Linked DNA regions of Homo sapiens: region 2 is linked to region 1. A link is an interaction called in ENCODE POLR2A ChIA-PET data of the cell type or tissue named here. Cell type or tissue: endothelial cell of umbilical vein. All regions are shown on one strand. Links, peaks and the distances in the headings refer to the core of each region. The heading gives the core; the rest is flanking DNA. Region 1 overlaps GLIS3 (GLIS family zinc finger 3). Region 2 overlaps GLIS3 (GLIS family zinc finger 3).

Region 1 (5,381 bases), core at 175-5,174:
CGAAAGGCCTCTGGGGCCAATAAAGAATTCAGGAGTAAAAATATCATGAAGATCATGGTTGTTTAAAAAATTTCTCCCAGAAGTCCTTTGTGAGACAGATATTAATATAAAGTATTCAATGAGCAGCCTACATAAAATCCTGTGCCTTAACAATACTGATTTATGTGGCGAGGGCACCATCTGACATCGGGAAGTGCTTCGACCTGCATATACATTACCTTAAAATTGGGTCTCTGAAACAGACCGATGAAAGGTAGAAAGACAGGGAAATTCTGGTGTGTTTCCAGCATCTGAAACTTTGGCTGGCTATTGCCAGTATCATTTCATTTGTTTTCCCGTGGAAAAATGAAACAGATAATGAGATATTTGGTCCACGTGCTTTGTGTATGTACTTTTAAAATGTCACCTTTGGGTAACTCAACCCACCAACGGATTATTAATAAAATTCAGCAACTGTCAAGGCACTTGTCTGTGAAGGGAGGTTTGGCGGCGACACCTATTAGGAGAGAGAGACAGATGGCCTTACCTCTCAGCTCCTGCGTCCACAGCTGTGAGTGGAGGTAACTGGGAGGAGGGGTTGTGAGGGCTCCCCTGTACATTATGTCCTGGAGAAGGGTGACTGACAGGATGTGGGGGTGGTACGGCCCCAGCAGCTGTTCCACTTCGGCTTGAATAATTGCTGGAGAAAATGGGAGCTGAAATCAAGGGAGAACAAACATGAGACCGTGCCCCAAAGGAAGCCCACGTTTTTTAAATACCGAAGCCTGACAGCAAGCATATTTGAGGGGCTTGCTTGTTTTTCTCTCAGTGGTTTTCAGGGAACAGTTCTCCCCTTCTTGGGTACACACAGCTTTTATTTTCATGGTGGAACAGGTTCCTCCGGAGCTCACGTCTGGCTCGCTTCAGGCTGATGTTCACGGTCTGTCTCCTAAGTGCTGCCATGCCCTGCCAGTTCCCTGTCTGGACACTGTATAATTAGTCAGTCTTGTACTGTTTGCATCTGTGCCAAGGTCTCTGTATTAGCACTTTTCAGTCACAGGGGATGAGAGTCAGGTAACAGAATATTTGGTCAGCTGACTGAGAAGGGCACAGCACAGGCCTTCTTCCTCTTCTCACTGCTGCAGTGAGCCACGGTAGGTCAGCTGGGGCCCCTCTCTGTCACTGCTAAATCAATGTAATGAGAACTGGAGCTTCCCTGATCCTAGCATGAACGTAGGATCCTGCACCCTTTTAACTTTAGAGTCTAACTAACCCAGGGAATTTTCCTGATGGTGTGATGAATATACTTGGCCTTCATCAAAGGAGTCTCTCAAACTACGAAAACACAGCTTCGGGATCTCCCCCCACTGTTGCCCGTTATGACACAGAGAGTGAGTTACAGTCCCATTCGTATGGGCAGCCTAGCCTTCGAGAACGGTATGTGACCTCAAACGTGAATACGTGCCCATTTAGATCAGCTAATTGGTACGATGTCACAGAAGAAACTGGGGCTTGTCACTTTCACAGTCTATCAGAAAGGTTCCCTCAGTGTCTGGGACCTACTCCGTAGACATCTCATTATGCTGCAATCATAGCAGCAGCATTAGGCTGATTCTCTTTAACTTCCTTCTTTGTACAAAGTTATGCTGAGCTCCATACCCATTTCTGTTCTTTTTGAACTTACTCTACTAATATCAAAGAATAAATGGATTTTTTAAAAAAATAAATCAGGTTCAGGATTAAGAAAGAGAAGCCACATTATCGAAAAGATTTGAGGGTTTAAAAGTTCAGGGAGTTGTATTTTTATACCAGTACCACTTTTCCCCAACCTCTCCAGGATAGAATAAGTACCCCAGATGACCTAGCCCCCAAAAGCTTAATCCAATGGAACAAGAGTTCAAGTATTTCAAGGAACATGTGAAGAGGCAGAATTACCATCTTCCCGCTCAAAAAGCTACTGACAAGGGTGTGATCTGATTTGAAGGGTTTATTTCTGGTAAATCAGCATTCTGTCAGGTTAACTCTTGTCCTCAGAAGCCTGTACCTACCACAGTCCTCCAAAGAGGTGGTGAGGCCTGAAAATGCTTACCAGTTCAGAAAGGCAAGGCTGAGCTTCTGTTGTGTGCGTCAGCTTCCATACAAGTTGCATATTTGCAAACTCACTAGAGTCACCTTATGAATCACTAACCTCATTTATGCTCAGCTAGCTCAGGGAACCACAATTCTGCTTGTATTCCAAATAATAATTTTACTCAGGGGAGAAGGCTGTTTGGATTGACTGTGGCAATAGTTTCAAAACTGGTGTTTGTCAGCATGGAGCTTGGTGTTTTATATACTATTCCAAAATCTAATGGAATAATAAAGGTCATAGAGATACTATGAAAACACAGCTAACTTTTTTTTTTCCTGCTTCAGTGTAGAAATGTGAGTTCTCCTATTTATTTTGTTGTAGTTGCTGAATGCACCCAGTATTTATTTTTCCCCAGAGGTTTTTTTGTATGTATGTGCATGTGTTCATCACAAGGGAAGCATTGCCCCTGCTGTTTACAACCCAATGGGCAACAAGGAAACTTGGTGTGCACACTCTGTGCTCTACTCTATGGTCCAACAGAAAGTGTGCTGCTTCTCAGAGGTCTGTATTAGCTATACTTGGCATTAGCTACAATGACATAGGCTGGGAAATTGGGGATTGTTTGTAGCCTGCCACTCGCTCAGAGTTAAGCCTGGTTTAGGACCTCTCTTTCATCCCATTTAACAGCCAGGAAAAACCATCCATCATCCACCTGCCCCATCATCCATCTGTTCACCCATCTATCATTCAGCCGTTATTTTTATATTCCATATTGATAAGTGTCTATTACGTACTTGATACTCTATGTGTGTTCCTGCCCTTGGGGAAACTGTAATTTAATGAAGGGAGCAGACCTCTATATATCGATTTTACCAAAATACCAAGACCTATTAGTATAAATCATTGGACAGTGTTAAAAGCACTTTAATGCACTCATTTGTGGCCCCACAATGCATCCTAAGCTCTGGCCAAACCAGACAACTGACCACACTCAAATGTATTATGACAATTTATACTACTGAGCTTTTTTCTGTGATGTCCTCTACCTTTTTCTACTTACTTCATTACATTTGCTCTATATGCAGAGTTAACTGTGTTCTTTTTATTCTTCTCTTAGCGGGCAATTATTCCACAAATATGTATAGGGTACCTATCATTTGGCAGACATGAAGCTAGGTCCTGGGACAGGAAACAAGACATCCTCGGTGCCTGGTATCTCCAAACAGCATCAGTTCATGTTCATTGAGTAAACAAAGATGAACAAGATATAAATGCCCATGGAATCTCGGGGCTCAGTGACTAGGACAGGGACAGAAAGGAACATTTATCCACCAACTCCTATTTTTCATTTGTTGACGGTTGCGCCATTGGTCAAGATTAATTTGCTCACACTTTGAGGGGCACGTGTACCAGAGTGGCTAAATGTTCTCACAGATACCCAACATCAGGGTATCAGAGAAGCCTCAGGGAAGAAAGCCAGAGGGACATGGTGCAGTTGAGGAGAGGTGCTACCATGCTACGGCTGGTGCATTAGCTGGCTGCATTAGCAAAGGCCACTAGAAACAGGTGGTGAAGGGGATGCTAGGTGGGGCACACGAGGTGTCAGGTATAGGGCTGAGGGCTCCAGAATATGCCCTCCAGCTGTGCTGGTTTGACTGACTGCCAGTCAAGCCCACGTCAACTGGTGTTGACTGACCACCAGTCAAGCCCACATCCATAGCCCTTCCCTTGAATGCTATGGCTGGTGAAGGGGACAGAAATGGGCAGTGGTCCTCTTTTACGGCCCCATGAGAACAAGAAAGGGAGGGCTTTAGGGTTCAATTTAAAAACTGGATTTGGAAAATGTACTTCTTATCTAGGGTGGAGGAAATCACTTCTCTGGAAAACAAGGTCTATGACTTGCCTTTACTTTCTATAGTATAGGAAAATCTTACTTCTGGTGAGAAGGTGAGATTACAACCTAGTAGAAGCCTGTAAGTCAGTGTCTACATGACAGCACTTTGCATGCCAAGTCCAGGCCATGACTGCTCATTGTAGACGTTGCTTGTGACCAAGATGATGACCAGAAATTTGGAGGAAGTAACAACAGACACAAGCATGCTTTCCAACATTTATCCAATCCCCATCTCACATACCCTTCAAAAAAAATGGACAACACTCTGGAGTCAGAGAGCTGTGGCTTCAACAGAATTGTCCTTGGTCTCTGCCAATGATCCACTGTGGCATAGGAAATGCTCTTTTACTTATCCTGATTTCTAGGAATTTCTGACCATATCACAGTCATGCATCCAGAATTCAATCTTTATTAATTACTACAGTCTAGGAATATTCTTTTATGCATTCATTCTTCCAAACACAATTTTCCAGCACCTACTCTGCACCAGGCAGGTGCTAATCTCCATTAATGTTTTAAGTCTGAATATCTGCCGACTTCATACAGACTTTCCCACCACAACATATGGTTCCAGACAAATGTTCAGGTTTTGCCAAGTGATTTTTAACCTCAGGAAGAAAATCTCCACCTTAGAGTAAAACTGTAATGTCATTCGCAAAAGGAAAAACTTCCTTTCATACACATTCAAAATAATTTTCCAAACTCAACGAATAGGGCACACAATTGTGGCCTATCGATCAAAACATAAGGAAGAGAGCTGATCCCTCCAGGATACAGGGCAATATTAACAAAACTGTTGTCATCAAATCAGCCGACACACACAGGCTGCCCACAGGAGCAGCCTTCATTGTCTGTGTCAACTCCGGGGTCATTACTGCTTTCAAGGCTGCAAGAGGGCTTCTAAGTGAACTTCCAGACATACCTGATGACTGGCAGCTGGAACAACTGATTAAGCACAGCAGAGGAACATATTGGAAATTCTTATTGCTTTTGTGATTAAGAGATGGTAGTCTCCCTGAGGAAATAAAATCCTGTTCTTGAGATGAATACGTGAGCCTTGTCTTCAGCAGAGGCCAGCTACTGGCCTCCCTGCTGCCATGGGCTTTCTCTTTCTTAGTGGCCTGGCTCACTGCAGTCTCTCATCCATCTACAGTAGAGGTAGGTGGAGGTAACTCAGTTGAGCTTTATAATTTTAACAAAGCAGCATCTGTTGATCTATGTGGTTCTCAGATGCCATCTCATAGGCTACCAGAGCATTCTAGGCTGGCACCTTTAGCTCAGGTTAATTTGGTTAGTATGCAGTTCTCTTTGTCCAAATGAAAACCATTAATCTATATTTCTAATGGGTATAAACAGGGCACCCTTGGGGTTACTTCAGCTGTAACATATTTATTGTGTGGATGGAGGGAGGCCAAGAGTGTTAGTAGCATCCCCAAA
Region 2 (5,381 bases), core at 112-5,111, 380 kb after region 1:
TCAAGAGATTGAGACCATCCTGCCCAACATGGTGAAACCCTGTCTCTACTGAAAATACAAAAATTAGGCCGGGCACAGTGGCTCACACCTGTAATCCCAGCACTTTGGGAGGCCGAGGTGGGTCGATCACGAGGTCAGGAGTTCAAGACCAGCCTGGCCAACATGGTGAAACCCCAACTCTACTAAAAAAATACAAGAATTAGCTTGGCGTGGTGGCAGGTGCCTGTAATCCCAGCTACTCGGGAGGCTGAGGCAGGAGAATTGCTTGAACTCGGGGGGCAGAGGTTGTAGTTAGCCAAGATTGTGCCACTGAACTCCAGCCTGGGCAACTGAGTGAGACTCTGTCTCAAAAAAAAAAAAAAAAGATAAATACAAAAATTAGCTGGCCATGGTGGTGCATACCTGTAGTCCCAGCTACTCAGGAGGCTGAGGCACAAGAATCTGTTGAACCCGGGAGGCGGAGGTTGCAGTGAGCCGAGATCGTGCCACTGTACTCCAGCCTGGTGACAGAGCAAGACTCCGTCCCAAAAAAGAAAAAAAAAGAAAAAAAGGACTGACTTGTCAAACACTTGCTCCATTCACTCAAGAAATACTTCTGGCTCATTACTGGCCTGAAACCTCTCTCTCTTTCTCTCCATGTATTACTGCCTAAGGCTGTACTGTCTAATACGGTAGCCACTAGCATATGTAGCTACTGAGCAACAGAAATGTGGCTACTTCAAATTGAGATGTGTATACTAAAGAAATTAAAATTACATCCATGGCTCACATTTGTGGCTGTAATTATATTTCTACAGGTCAACACTGCTCTAAAGACAATGTAGTACTAGAATTAGAGATGTTTAAGCCCAAGCAGCAAGTACAAGCTAATCTTCCTAAATTTTATGGCGTTCCAGAAAACTGACTGGGGAACTGAGTCTTGATTAACTCATCCCAAGGTAAAATTCATTCATAGGATCATCTGACTTCTATCCATGAGTTCAACACGGAAAATATTGCAAAGCTCTGATGCTCCACTCAGGTGCAGAATAAACGCTCCCAATTCAATGTGAGCAGCTCTTTCCTCTGGGGATACATGAGAGTGAGACGTGGGACTTGATACTCTGCCATAATGGAAGCAAAGAGAAGAGAAATAGGGATGGAAGAGGAGGGAAGAAAGGGAGACAGGGGAGGGTACAGATTAAGATAAAAAGAGAACAGAAGGGATGGTGAAAGTATGAATGGAAACATGGAGATTAGGAAGAAACAGAGGTAGGGAAGAATATCTCTATGGTAGAATAAAACCAGGCCTTTTTCTTACTGCTCAGAGTAATTCTGAAGGCTAAAACTGAGAAGGCCAGTAACAAAAATGAAGTGACAATGGCCCAGAGAGAGAACTCAAGAGGGTTACTCTACTCAGCAAAGAAAGGCAGCCCTTAGAATGCCCCTGAGCGAATGGATGGAGCCACATTACGTAACTCACTCACTTCTCTGCCTTTCATCTTTGTCAATGGCCATAAACCCGCAATTTCACTAAACGCAATTCCCATTTCAGAGAGTCTTTAAAGCAAGCGGCACTGCCTCACAAACCCATGAAAATAGGTCCTTTTCACTCTCTTATCTTGAATCTCAAAAAAACATACTCTTGCTATGAACAGATATGGACTTCTTTGAGTTTTTAAGAGCCAATTATAGCACATCGCAACTAGTGTACCCTGTAATACTGTCTCCAAAGAGGGCTCTCCAGCAGATGCAGGGGGTCCCCATGATACAAAGGGCTGTGTTCTAAAAGTTCCTGTGTAAGGTGGTTGTCTAGTGCTTAGAACATATTTTCATGGAGAGGAAAATAAAACAGCAATGAATGGCTAGAAAGAGACCCGGTCTAGTCCAAACAGTCTCCTTAACCATGTGTCTGAACTATGTGACTGAAGAGTGCTCTCGGATCTGGGAGCCATAGTGCAGTGCAAGGGGGAGAAAAAGGAAAAGGAGACGGAAAACTCTCCGGCTACCTCCTGGATGGGAGGTGTCACTAGCCATTTCTTGAGGCCCCCAACAAGATATAAGGTAAAAATCCTCATTTGAGAGAAACTGCACTGCTCACTGACACCCGCTATTTTTGCAAATTCACTCAGTGGCTCACAGAAACACTTGACAGAGTGCTGAGTGGCATGGATTTGGGAAGGATGCAGGGCAGCAAACAAGCAAGCTGGAGAGGGCAGCGGGATGGGGGCCCAAGAGGCTAAATCGGAGGTTCTCAAATGTTCTCAGTCCATGTCACTCTGGCGTCTCAGGTATTTTTTTCATTATACTTCTAGGCAGAGAGGAATACCTAACAGTTCCATGAGTTAAATAGGTAGATCCAAACAACTCAATAAATATTTACGTCCTAACAACTTAGTAACTATTTGAAAAGAAAAAGATATAAATTGATGAGAAGGTGGTATTTTTATTTCATTCTTATATAGCCAAAATTTTCAATGAGACCTATGTGCTGCTGGGCACTATGCAGCTTTTCTAACTTTGGAATTAGATGGGATTCTGCCACCCCATTTCCTGCTTCACATTGATTTTTATACCACACTGGCTATTTATCACAGCATCCCCTGAAAGCCCAGCTTTTCACAGATATGACTTCACCGAAAGGAATGTAGTGATCTAGTGTTAAAACTATGAACTACCTTAAGCCCGTAGTTCACATGGTAGCTGACAGATGTTGATTGTTTCAGTGTTTGCCTCAAAAAAAAAAAAAAAAAAAAAAATCCCACAGCCTCTCCATGAATTCACTGTGGCACCCCAGGGTGCCTTCAGAGAATAGTTTGGAAAAAGGCAAGGCTAGAATGTTTCCAGTGCAACCAATCAGGAGTATCCTTTCTGGTTTACATTTCACAGTAAGAAAAATGTAACCCACACTGAAATGGCCATGGGCTTGACCTCTGAAGTAACCTCTGCCCTGCCCTTTTAAAAGTGTTCCACATTCAATTCACAGCATCCTTTGGGTAAGTGATAAACTTCTCAGTGGCTCACAGACATATTCTGCAGACTCTGGGACAGAGAGGACAGGTGATTCTGTGTTGATGGGTGAGATCACGTTTTTAAAAACGACTTCACTCTACAGTATAATGTAGACAATTATTAAGAACTATTATGGTTTAGATGTTTTTCATTAATTGACATGTGAGATAAATGTTGAACCAAATACAGACTAACAGAGAAAGAAGATGCCAGGTGTATGTTTTATTGATAATCATATAATTTTGCCCCTGGCAAGACTAAAAGAAAAATAAAGTCTAAGACAAGCAAAGATTGCATTGAGGCCAAAAAAAAAGGAGGAAATTCAGGTTTGTCAATTCATTCATTCATTCATTCATCCATTCATTCTACAGATGTTTTAAAGTTTCTGTCATTTTCCAAATACTGTATGTCACCAGAGACACAGAAGTGAAAAAGCCAGCCACAACATGGCCTTTGAACTCCTGTCAAGGTCAGTAGTGACCTTCATCTTCCCCAATGCAATAGAGTATTTTGTGGCTTCATCTTATCTGACGTCTCAGCAACATCTGGCCTAGTTGATCACTCCTTCCTTCCTTTCACTTGTTAACTTGGTTTCTGAGACACCCTCTACCCTGGTTTTCTTCCTACCTCATTGCCTGCATCTTCTTAGTTTCTTCCTCTTTCTAGCCTCCAATGTTGATTTCTTCATGGCTCAGTTATTGGCCATTTTCTCCATCCTCACTCCCTCCTTTGGGTTGGTCCTTTGCAGTCTTATGACATCAAATATCATCTCTATGCTGTTAACTCCTACATTTCTATCTCTATCTCCCACTTCACTCCAGAGCTCCAGATTTGTATATCCAACCATGTACCCAACATCCCCACTTGAAGAACTAATAGGTATCTCAAATACAATTATTTTCAGAACAGAAACCTGATCTCTGACCCCCAATTCCAGATTTCTCCATCTCAGGAAATTGTATTGCCATTCACTACATGTTCAAACCAAACACCTAGAGGTATTCACTGATTCTTCTGTTTCTTATTGCTGCACAACCAATCCTCAGCAAGTCCCATTGGCTCTACCTTCAAAACCTACTCTGAATCTAAACCCACCACCACCACCATGATGCTAGTCCCAGCGACCATCTCTCTCCCCAGGGCTACTACAATAACCTAACTGGTTGTCTTGTTTTCACTCTTGCTTTCCCATCCGGACTATTCTCAATATGGTAACACGATGTCCTTTTTTAAAATGTAAGTTACATCATGTTAATTCTTTACTTAAAACCCTTGGAAGAGTTCCTATCACACTTGAAATCTCTGAACTTCCTATCTCAGTCTATAAGAACCAAAATGACCTGGCTGTACCTCAATCAAATCAGGACATAATGCACTTGCTTTTTTTCTCTTCTGGGAACACTCTTCCTTAGGTCTGCAGATGCCACACTCTTCACTCAAATCAGAGAAGCCTTCCCTAAATGTCCTTTCTACAATATTCTCCTCATCCCTCTGAAACCCATTATTCTGCTTTGTTTCTCCCTATAGCACTTATTAACCCCCAAGAAATTACATCATAGGTATTTACTCACTGATTGCTACTTTCATTAGAACATAAGGTGAGTGCAGTTACTTTGCCTTACTATTCACACAGCAAGCTGTGGACTCTCAAATACTCAGTGAAATAACAATCTTCGGCCAGGCACAGTGGCTCACGCCTGTAATCCCAGCACGGTGGGATGCCCAGGTGGGTGGATCACGAGGTCAGGAGATCGAGACCATCCTGGCTAACATGGTGAAACCCCATCTCTACTAAAAATACAAAAAAAAAAAATTAGCCGGGTGTGGTGGCGGGCGCCTGTATTCCCAGCTACTCGGGAGGCTGAGGCAGGAGAATGGCGTGAACCTGGGAGGTAGAGCTTGCAGTGAGCCGAGATCACGCCACTGCACTCCAAACTGGGCAACAGAGTGAGACGCCGTCTCAAAAAAAAAAAAAAAAAAGAAATAACAATCTTTTGCCTTCACAAGGTCTACATCTGGTGAAAGGTGATAGGAAAAGATCTGGTTTACCATCTGTGCTAATCTCATAATGCGCTACTTAACATAGTAGCATTTCTCATGTACCAGGCATTATACTAAAATTCTAGCATAATGTATCGCCTTATTTAATTTTTCCAGGTTTCTATGAGGTAGGTACAGATATTATCCCTTAGAAAGGGTAAGTCACTTGCTCAAGGTCCCAGAGCTGGTCAGGACAGAACTGGGATTCAATCTCACATCCGTCACATTCTATACCCTTAGCCACTATGCTGTGCTATATACTGCCTCTATCTGTCATTTCCAGAAAGTGGGATGATCAAGCTAGAATTACCTCTAATGCTTCCATTCTACCTCCTAAAACAAAAATGTTG

The links. ChIA-PET counts read pairs that join two places held together with the same protein. Peaks named below come from ENCODE experiments on the same cell type or tissue, not always from the same donor. Only the 100,000 strongest peaks of a DNase experiment are listed, where the experiment ranks them.
Region 2: POLR2A ChIA-PET joins it to region 1 with 11 read pairs; 2 of 35 experiments call an interaction of 5 or more read pairs at or near these places.

Annotation. Positions count from the first base shown.
Region 1 is chr9:3,878,901-3,884,281 of GRCh38, forward strand. GLIS3 (GLIS family zinc finger 3) reads right to left here. Exons shown (of 11, transcript NM_001042413.2): 8 at 527-695. Among named protein-coding and RNA genes, the nearest start is that of GLIS3-AS1, 17 kb to the right of the region's middle. In endothelial cell of umbilical vein, for the core only: no CTCF peak of the experiment used is centred there; no DNase peak of the experiment used is centred there; H3K27me3 peaks cover 2,598 bases.
Region 2 is chr9:4,260,219-4,265,599 of GRCh38, forward strand. The region is part of intron 2 of GLIS3 (GLIS family zinc finger 3); the gene reads right to left. Among named protein-coding and RNA genes, the nearest start is that of GLIS3-AS2, 36 kb to the right of the region's middle. In endothelial cell of umbilical vein, for the core only: no CTCF peak of the experiment used is centred there; a DNase peak (open chromatin) is centred at 2,623; H3K27ac peaks cover 939 bases.